Regions from separate parts of the Homo sapiens genome. Here region 2 is linked to region 1. A link is a loop called in an ENCODE intact Hi-C map of the cell type or tissue named here. Cell type or tissue: heart left ventricle. All regions are shown on one strand. Each heading gives the region's core, and the rest is flanking DNA. Links, peaks and the distances in the headings are about the cores only.

What was found. A loop is a pair of places that touch in the nucleus more often than their neighbours do. Peaks named below come from ENCODE experiments on the same cell type or tissue, not always from the same donor. Only the 100,000 strongest peaks of a DNase experiment are listed, where the experiment ranks them.
Region 2: it touches region 1 in a loop (1.8-fold over the local background); 7 of 110 quality-filtered maps call a loop at or near these places.

Annotation. Positions count from the first base shown.
Region 1 is chr21:32,141,180-32,146,455 of GRCh38, reverse strand. No RefSeq gene overlaps it. Among named protein-coding and RNA genes, the nearest start is that of LINC00159, 58 kb to the right of the region's middle. In heart left ventricle, for the core only: a CTCF peak has its summit at 2,581; a DNase peak (open chromatin) is centred at 2,625; H3K27ac peaks cover 240 bases.
Region 2 is chr21:31,863,606-31,868,881 of GRCh38, reverse strand. No RefSeq gene overlaps it. Among named protein-coding and RNA genes, the nearest start is that of HUNK, 6.8 kb to the left of the region's middle. RefSeq lists a silencer at 2,462-2,601. In heart left ventricle, for the core only: CTCF peaks have their summits at 2,440 and 2,652 (motif pointing left); a DNase peak (open chromatin) is centred at 2,611.

The sequences.
Region 1 (5,276 bases), core at 889-4,888:
GGAAAGATTATATCACAGGTTGGATATGCTGCTTATGCTCTTCACTCACATTAAAATAAATGCATAATTATTAAAGTGCAAAATGACTAAATGCAAACTATCAAGTATTACTTGTCCCACGCTCTGACAAACACTGCTTTAAGCATGTTAAATGTTATAAAAGAGGTGTTTTTAAAGTGCAGACAGTGTAATGGGAATATAGAAGGAGTTTCTTAATCCTGCTTGTGTTTTTAAGGAAGGCTTTGCAAAAATGTCTCTTTAAGGGGAATGACAGTATTCCCTTTATCATTCGGTCCTCTGTGGTAGACAGAATAATGCATCCCCACAAGACGTCCAGTCCATGTCCTAATCACGGGAATGTTTTACATTACATGGCAAAGGGAAATTAAGATTGCAGATGGAATGAGAGTTGCTACTCATCTGCCTTTAAAGAGATTATACTGGATTATCTATGTGGACCAAATGTTTTTAGACAAGGGTTTGGACAAGGGTTTTTAGAAATAGAAGAGGGAGACAGTGAGAGAGTGATGTGGTATGCAAAGGCCCCTATTGCTCTTACTGGCTTTGAAGATGGAGGATGTGGCCAGGAGCCAAGGAAAGTATGGTCTCTAGAAGCTGGAAAAGGCAAGGAAACCAGTTCTCTCCTAAAGCCTCCAGGAAGTTATGCACTCCTGCTGACACCTTAATTTTAGCCTAGACTCGTGCTGGACAACAGAATAGTAAACTAATAAATTTGTGGTTGTTTTGAGCTATTAAGTTTGTTATAGCATCCATAGGAAACCAAAACACCCCTACAGTGCCAGATACCTCGTAGTCACGGGCTAAAAATAAACCAAACTGAATGTGCACTCCCCTTTAGGTTCTCTGAGGCCAAGGACCCTGTCTTTTTCTCTCCTGTAGCTCTAGTGTCTACTGCAGCCGAGAAAAGCTAATATCGGCCAGGCACAGTGGCTCACACCTGTAATCCCAGAACTATGGAAGGCCGAGGCGGGTGGATTACCTGAGGTCAGGAGTTCGAGGCCATGACCAACATGGAGAAACCTCATCTTTACTAATAATACAAAAATTAGCTGGGCTAGGTGTCACATGCCCGTAATCCCAGCTACTCGGGAGGCTGAGGCATGAGAATCGCTTGAGCCCGGGAGGTGGAGGTTGCGAGAGCTGAGATCATGCCATTGCACTCCAGCCTGGGCAACAAAAGCGAAACTCCGTCTAAAAAAAAAAAAAGAAACAGTAATATCTTTTCCTCACCCATCAAGGGGTCCTTGGCTGACAGCCTCATAACAAAAGACAAATTAACAAGATAAAAGCATAGCAAATTTATTTAACCAAGCTTTCCCATGACATGAGAGTCTTCAGAAATGAACAGTTAGGCCAGATGTGGTGGCTCAAGCCTATAATCCCAACACTCTGGGAAGATCATTTGAGGCCAGGAGTTTGAGACCAGCCAGAGCAACACATCAAGATCCCGTCTCTAAAAAAAAAAAAATCATTTAAAATTAGCTGGGTGAGACAGCACACACCTGTAGTCTCAACTACTTGGGAGGTTGAGGCAGGAAGATCACTTGAGTCCAAGAGTTGAGGCTACAGTGAGCTATGATCACACCACTGCACTCCAGCCTGGGTGACAGAGTAAAACCCAGTCTCCTAAAGGCTTTTTTTTTTTTTTTTAAAGAAATGAACAAGTAAAGACCCAGGGAAAACTGTATTTTTATGCTTATGTTTCATGAAGAATGGGCAGTTAGGTAGAAATATGATCAGATAAGAGGGGTATGACCTAATAATAATAAATTAAAGGGAATTAGCATGGCCTGTTTTTTCAGATCCTTCTTGGCCTGTCTGTGTAGCATTCCTTTCCTCTGGGTATAGGGCAGGACACCTGTCACATAGGGTCTTGTGACCTACTTTCAGAAGAGGTAGATGAGAGAATTCCTTTATGGCCAGCTCTTACACAGGAAGGTGGAAAAAAGCCAGAGAATGACCTTTCTGCTTCTGCTGTTTTCTTAATTTCCAAGATGCCATGTTTGGGGGTATTGTATTTCTGAGCCCCAACCCCACCACTACACTGAGCATGGAGTTAGAGGTCAGTAACTATTTAGAGTGCCTTTCGAACGAAGGCACTATTTATGAACTATGTTATCAGGCATGGGCAAAGGCATAGAAATGGGTCGAGGAAGGGCTTTGAAGACTGGGGAGCTGTTTGGGCAAGGACAAGGCTGTTCACGGTTTGTTTAGAGAAAGAAATTATCATCTGGGAGAGGACAGTGTGCTCAGGGAGCACAATGATAACAATTCCAGGGCAGCAACAAGGAGCAGACCAGGAAGGCCCTTGTGTGGCATGCCAAGGAGTTCAGGTTTGGGTCCCAAGACCCCCAGGAGTCATGTGTCAATCTTCTTCTGTGTGGCATGAAAGCAGATACCACCTTGCCTTTTTTGCAAGTTGAGTTCTTCCTATCATCCACTGGAGTCTTGGATTCCTGGAACCAGGATCCTTGCCATCCACGCAGACGTTTCGGGAGAAGGCCTGACCTTTTTGGGCTTGAGTTCTTGGGCTGGGGTCAAGTGTTGCACATTAGGAACGGCCAGACAGAGGGAGCCAGTGTCCTGAGCAGCCGGGTGACTTGCAGACTCCCTTGAGCTTCCTCCTTGCAAGAGCCGGAGACCTGTGAGCCGGCGAGCTGTCAAGATTTCCGTCATAAACCCCACGCTCCATGTGTTTGCAATATGGGCACAGAGATGCACAGGGGAGTGGGGTCTGGGGTGTGAGGGCTTAGTTCTGGAGTCATTGCTTCCTCTCTTTTCCTGTGCATTTGTGAGAGTGCTTATTTTGCTTTCTTAAAGTTATGGCGTGGAATAAAGGGACAGTAATGAGTTCCAGATGCTTTTATTTTTCTCCTTCTATAATTGGAAACAAAAATATAGCATGGTTTTTCAATTGAAAGTGCCAGAAAGGGGTGATGCTTTTAGCTCTGGGGTTTTAGCCATGATTTAGAGCCCAGCAAGAGGCTGTGGCCGTCACCACCACATGCTAACTGGCTCACACTGCTCCCTGCAGACCCAGCTCAAGGCTTTATCTTGGAGCCTGAAGGAGGTTCAAAAGTGAGTCCTACACTAAGCAACTCTTAATACATGAAACCCAAACGTACAAAGCAGACAGATTGGGGCAGGGTGAGCAGCCACGTATTCAAAGGATGATTGTTTTGCGGAAGGTCTCGGAGCAGGCCTCTTTTAATTAGCATTCCCCTGGTGCATCTAAAAGTTTCCCCACACATCGTTAATTTCTCAGGGAGGGGACAAAGAACCTTCCAGCTGATGTGTTCCAAGTATGAAGTGCCAAGTGAAGATCAATTAAAAAGTCAAGAGACCAGAATCTTGAAGTATAAAGCATCTAAGGGAGAAAGACTGCTTGAGTTACCGTGGACTTTTCAGGGGACCTTAAAAGCGGTGATGTGACGACCTTAGACCTGGAATTGGATTAGCCTCCTTGTGAGTTACACAAAGAGATCATCCTAAACCTGCAGGAGGAAACACCTATTCATTTTAGACTGAAAGCTTTAAGCCTGTCTTGGAATCCTTCATTCTCTTCCCCTTGGCCAATGGCTGTTACTAAATAGAATGGTGGGTAAACAGGATTCAGATTTAGACTGTGGGAAAGCAGTTGGCCTCCACCTACAAGACATACTAATAGCAGATTACATTCCCTCCAGGGAGATAATCTTTAACACAAGGCAGACCCCAGCCCTCCAATCTAACAGCAGGCCAGGAAGGCAAGATAAAGCTAAATGGCCACTCCATCCGTAAACCATTTGCACAGCACATTGGTACAAATAGGAATTCTGGATCCCAGGGCCAACATTTAAGACTAGCCCTTTACCTTTCGTTTGCTGCAAAAAAATAGTTCCAGTTCTCTTTTGATGCCAAGACTCTTAGGTCAGATTTGACAAGCAAGAGTGACTGTGCTGTATTCTCCCACCACCTGTTCTTCCATTCCCTTTTATATTTCCTCGTGCAGCCATGCAAATAATTAATGCTCATCATGTTTAGTTGCCATTCGAGTACCTACTGTGTGGAAGCCACTTTATAGAGGTACATACTATTGTTTATTTTTATTCCCATTATCCAGGCCCTCAGATCAATCAGTCAATTCCAAAGCCCACTGAGTTACCTTTACACCATTCCCTGCCATCTAAAGCAATTACTCAGTGGCTTCGAAGCCTTTTAAAGTCTTACCAACATTGAGGCTTCTCCCTGGGCCTATTAAGTCAGAACCTCTGGGGTCTAAGCACCTGTGCCTTAAATTTGCTCACTGTGACCCGGATGCATGGTGGGGCTGAGAACCTCTGTGGGAGCATCTTAGGTGATGCAGAGTTTTGGAGTTGATGTGGAGATCCAGCCCCTTTTTAGGGAGCCCTTCCCTCTGAGGTGGCTGCTGCAGCCCACCTGCCACATCTCCTTGAATCTGAAAGAATAATAAGGAAGATGGAAGCCAAAGACATGTTCCTTACTCCTGGTAGGACTTCTGCCCTGAGTCTAGCTCTTTCCTGACCTGCTGACTTGGGCTGGATGGTCCAGAAGGAAGTCCTAGGGTTCACTTCCTTCCTCCATGAAGCCCGGAGCCAGGTGCTTGCCCCTCTCCTAGACCCCTGCTTCAGTGAGTTCTGAATAACTGAGGGGCCTCCCAATGAGCCATTTCTGGCCCCTAAGGGAACCTTACCAAGCTCTGATGACATAGTTTAAAATATGGCAAAAAGAGGGAGAAAACTTCAGACTCCCCACTTCTCGCAGTGCAGAGAGAGGGAATATTTGGGGTATTCTCACCTCATCTTCTTCTAAATGGCTGGGACTCACCTAGTCTCTTGATCTTTGCATTTTTCTGGTCTCTCCATTGCAACTGACAAGGCCCATCTTCCCCGGAGAGATGAAAGCAGAGATTCCACACTATTATACTCTCCTAGCAGGTCAGGGATTCCTCTAGAGTGAGGCTCTAAGTCCATAACCCACCACGGCAGTTGTCAAGAGATTGCTGGAAACAACATGTAAGCACAGCCAAGCCTGCTCTTCCTCTATAGGAAACTTAAACCTACTTCAAGTCACGGCTCCCTTAGAAGGATGAGGTCTTCTACAATCATGCTTGTGTTCTTGGAATTCAGTTTAAGAAAATAATTCAAAAAGTGCTCCCAGAACTAGCTATAAGAATGCACACTGTAGCATTGTTTTTACTGGGAAAACTTGGAAACAAGCTAAATGGCCAATCACAGAGGACTGGGTAAATGAAT
Region 2 (5,276 bases), core at 549-4,548, 280 kb after region 1:
CATGGCGGAACCCCATCTCTACTAAAAATACAAAAATTAGCCGGGCGTGGTGGCAGGCACCTGTAATCCCAGCTACTCGGGAGGCTGAGGCAGGGAGAATCGCTTGAACCCTGGAGGCAGAGGTTGCAGTGAGCCAAGATCATGCCATTGCACTCTAGCCTGGGCGACAGAGCAAGACTCCATCTCAAAAAAAAAAAAAAATGGGAATCAGATCATATCACTTCCCTGCACTCGAAAGCTGTTCAACAGACCCCTGCAGAAAAGATTCCCCAAGCGCTTTGTCATGATATGGCCCTGCCCACCTCTTCACTGTCACCTCCTGGGAGCCAGACACCAAGCTCTTCCCTGCTTCAAAGGCTTTACCTCTGTGTCTTTGTCTGCTCAGACTGCCATAACAAAACACCTAGACTGGGCGGTTTAAACACCAGACATTTCTTTCTTATTGTTCTGAGGAATCCAAGATTTAGGTTCCAGCAGATATACATATATAGAGATTTACTCTAAGGAATTGACTCACATGATGATGGAGACTGAGAAATTGACTCACGTGATGATGGAGACTGAGAAGTCCAGAACGAAAGTGCTAGCAGATTCAGTTCCTGATGAAGGCTGTCCTCCCGGCTGACAGACGAGTGCTCTCGCCACGTGCTCTCATGGCAGAAAGACACACAGCCCTGGTCTCTTCTTTTTCTTATAAGGACACCAATCGGATCATGAGGGTCCCACTTTCATGCTCTCTATTAAGCCTAAATGCCTTCCGAAGGTCTCACCTGCAAATACCATCACATCAGAGGTCACAGCTGCAATGTATGAACTTGGGCCAGGGGGATGCAAACATTCAGTTCATGACACACTTCTTCAACATTGCTGAAGTTTCTTGCTTCATTCAGGGCTCTGCTCTCTCAATCAGAAAATCAGAAATCAGGCAGACTGTCCCAGGGTCGCTAACTACCACACTCAACTTTTCATGTCATTCATCATTAGCTAACAGAAGAATGTGCATTCACTTGTTTATGTGTTTATTCTCTCTCTCTCTCTCTCTCTCTCTCTCTCTCTCTCATTTAATGTCCATGAAGCGAGGGACTTTGTATCCCAACACCTATGCATGCCTGGTACACTGTACATGTGCAGCAATGGCAATGCGGAGCTTCATCTCAACTCTTGATCTGTCCATGTGGGAGAGGAAGGAGTTGCTGAGCTTTGTGTGGTTGTGGCACTGCAGCATGATGGTGTACGGATGGTGACACCAGGCCAACCTCCGGCAGCTGCTTCCCAGCAGCCACTGAGCTGATATTCAAGAAGAAAAAGGTGCATTCTTCAAACAAGATGCTGATGGCTTCTCACAGGACTCATCACAGTTGTACCTCCATCGGTCTCCAAAAGATGAATGTAATGGCTATTTCAGTAAGAAAAATGTACCTGCCACCTCCCAACTACAGATGGGCCCAGGGCTTTAGGACGTCTTGATGTGTGGTCTCTTCCTGTAAATCCCTGATAGAGGCTATTGAGAAGGAATGGAACTTTAAATATTCTATAGGAAGAGGCCATCACACATACTGATCTGGACCATTCCCCCTTGTATGCATGTCTCATTTGAAAGTGGCTTCCCATCGTACACTGACACCAACATCATCCCTATGGCCCTGCCAGGCCCAGCACAATCTGCATCCCACCCTGCAGGGCTCATCTCTCTTCCCTCATCCCATCATGTCTCTGATCTCACTTCCTCCTATTCACTGCCCTCCAGCCACACTGACCTGTGTGTGGGACCCACTCCCCCAGTGGGCTCTTTTTACTTTTTTGGAATATTATTCCAAGAAATATCTGTAGAGCTGGCTTCCTCATCATCTTCCGGTCTTTGCTCAAATGTCACCTTCTCTGTGGGCCTTTTCTCTGACCTTTTCTCTCTGATGCAAATTTCCCCTGGGCTACGCCCCACTCCCCTGCACCCCACCTCCTTATCCCCTTCCCTGCTTTATTTTCCTTCACAGCACTTATTGCCATCTGACAAATTACATCATTTCCCTCTTTGTTTTGCTTTTTGTCTGGCTCCTTCCCTAGAATGTCTGCTCCATGAGGGCTGGGACTTTGGTTAAGTCCACTATGCATGGTGCCTGGCTCCTGGGGAGTGCTCAACACAAATTCATTGTGGTTGACTAAATTTGTAATTCACAGGGAGTCTCGTTGCAGAAGCAGACGACCATAATAAATGAGAAGGCAGAAAGGAGAAACGCAACAAAACCGGGTCCTGCTGGAGAAAGCACACATCATAAAGACATATGGCAAAAGATCAATATTCATGCCTCAAAGAGGAGCCTCGATGACAAGCTCCACATTTGTATTATGGCAGGGAGGGAAAGGTTATTGTTAGCGCTGAGGCTTATTTACAGCCTTTCGCTGGGTGCTGACTCCTGTCCATTTCTTAGTAGGGATTGAGTAGAGCCTGCAGCAGCGAGGGGTCTGGGGATACTTAGAAGTGAGCACATACAACAGAGCATGGTCTACGGTGTGGCCAGCAGGTGGAGATGCAGTGAGGCGGAGGGCACCCTGGAACTGAGCCCACTCACCAGTCACAGAACTGGGCACGCGTGCTGATTGCAGAAGCCTGCCTGGCACAGCCAGGTGGACAGATGTAGACAAAAAGAGGCCGGCGCCCCCTGCTGGTCAACTCGGCTCTGCTTTCCCTCCGCAGCCCAGAGGGGCCCAAGAAACCGGGAAGAGAATGCAGGACCGGAGGCCAGAGCTGCCTCCGTGGCCCTGGGCAGGGCTCTTACTGTCTCTAAGCATCCGCTTTCTCCATCTGGAAAGGAAGAACTTCTCCCTGTCATTCCTAAGTCCCAGGACTGCTGCCAGGGTAAAATGAGGCAAATTATGGGCATATGCTACGAAAATAGAAGCTATTTTGGTTATTGTTCTTAGCACGGCATTCTTACATCAGAGCGAAAAGTGTCTGGGACATAAATCTGAAAACGATACATTTAAAATAAAGCAAAGAGTGAATGGGTCAAAAGACCAGTTTGTCCGGGGCTTTTTCATTCCGTGGCGGAGGCTTTCTGCTGAGCATTAGCATGTGATACACACATCTGCAGGCTTTGGGCCCACTGCCATGCAGAGCGTGCCACTATTCTAGGCCTGCTCCTCAACCCTCACCTTCCAGTTTCCCTCCTTCCAGGCCCCTGATCAACTGCCCAAGCCATTTGCTACTGCCAATGAGTCCATGTGTGTAGAAAGATAGTGATGATAGATAGATAGATGATAGATAGATAGATAGATAGATAGATAGATAGATAGATAGATAATAGATTTTTTAGCTAGGGTCTCGCTCTGTTGCCCAGGCTAGAGTGCAGTGGTGCCATCACGGCTCACTGTAGCAGCCTCTATCTCCTGGGCTCAAGTGATCCTCCCATCTCAGCCTCCCAAACAGCTGGGACTATCGGCATGCACCACGACACCCGGCTAATTTTTTGTGTGTTTTTTTTTTGCAGAGGCGGGGTTTCGCCATGTTGCTCAGGCTGGTCTCAAACTGCTGAGTTCAAGCCATCCTCCCTCCTCAGCCTCCCAAAGTGCTGGGATTACAGGCATGAGTCACTGTGCCCAACAAATAATAGATAATTAGTAAAGAGACAGACCAATAAATAGATGATAGATAAATAGATGATTGATAGAAACAGATGATAGATTCAATAGATAGAAGGATGATACATGACAGATACATAATGAATGACCAATGGATGATAGATAATTAGTAGATACGGATAAAGAGATAGAGAGATAGATGACACCTAGATAGGTGATTAATAGAAAATAGATCAATAGACACATTGATCAGTAGATGATGAACAAGAAGAAGGAGGAGGAGAAGGGAAGGAAGGAAGAAAGGAAGGGGAAACAAGGCAGGGAGGGAGGGAGGGAAGGAGGGAGGGAAGGGGGAAGATACGTATTCTTTATCTAAACCAAGTAGATGACCTGGTGCACCAATGAAGCTCCACCCATCAGGGTTTCCCCTTGATGTTGCCTTTCTGGCCCATCCTGAGTACAGCTGTAGGGCAGTCACTGTCCATTTTTGTCCACATTTGCCATCCAAGATCCAAGCTCACTTTTTCTTCCTCCATCTGTGGATCATAAGGATTTCCCCTTCCAAATGTGGCCATAGGTGTGAGTTGAGGGAGTACCCTTGGTGCAACAGTGGTGGGGGCTCTGGAATTCTGAGCTAGCTGCCAGTGTAGCTGGCTTGGGCCTTCAGGCCCTGCTGATATATTTGATCATGGATGCAGAACTTCTGTCTTGCCTTGGATACTGCAGGGCCCACCTAGCCTTAGAACCTGATGAGCCTGTGCGGGGCACCTCTGGAGGTGCATATGGTCACTTGGTGTCCCATGTCCAGCTGCTTCATCTCTACCGTGGTCCAGCAGCAGCACACCAGGAGCTCTTTAATGAAGAGTGTAAAATTTTCTACTGTAGATGGCATGGCGTTGCTCCGGAGCCCTAGGAGTCCTTCATGATTCCCCAGTGGAACTTTCTGTAAACTGAACATGGTGGCCTTTCCCTACCTCTGAGATCACTAGTAACCTAAGGCATGCTGGATTGTTCAGCCCAAGCAGAAGGGCTGTTTGCACTGCAGCCTGGATCTACTCCAGAGCCCTCCTCTGGGCCTTACTTACAGGAGGCAGCCTTCCATGTAATCCAGTCTATGGGTAGGAAGAGTATTCCCAGATATGGAATATGCCGCCTCCAGAAACGATGGGACCTACCAGCACTGTGCTTCCTTCTTCATGGTGGGAGGTGTGAGATGCAATAATTTATCCTTTACATTTATCCCCAGTGCGCCTTGGAACACCAGACTTCTACAACTGATGTGATGGGCCTCTGAAACTTAGGGTTTGTCTCCCATGATCTGAAGCCCATGTGTCTTTCCAAGGCCTTCAGTACACTTGCTGCATCTTGCTCACCCATCTGATATCTGATTGACATGAGGCATGATACAGTGGACCAGGGTGCCGTTCTGCAGGATGTCCAGGAGGTCCAGTTCTCTTCAGACTATATATCACACATGACAGAGGGTAGGAGAGTTAGCACCACCTGAGGGAAGACTAAATACATACGATTGTCTGGTCAAGGGAATGCAAACAGTTTTTTTCCTTTCAAGAGTGATGGAAAATAACGCATTCACCAGAACAATGGCCACATATCATCCCCTAAAGGCTACATTCATCTGTTTTAGTAAAAAATACCATACCAGGCCAGGCTGGGCACAGTGGCTCACGCCTGAAATCCCA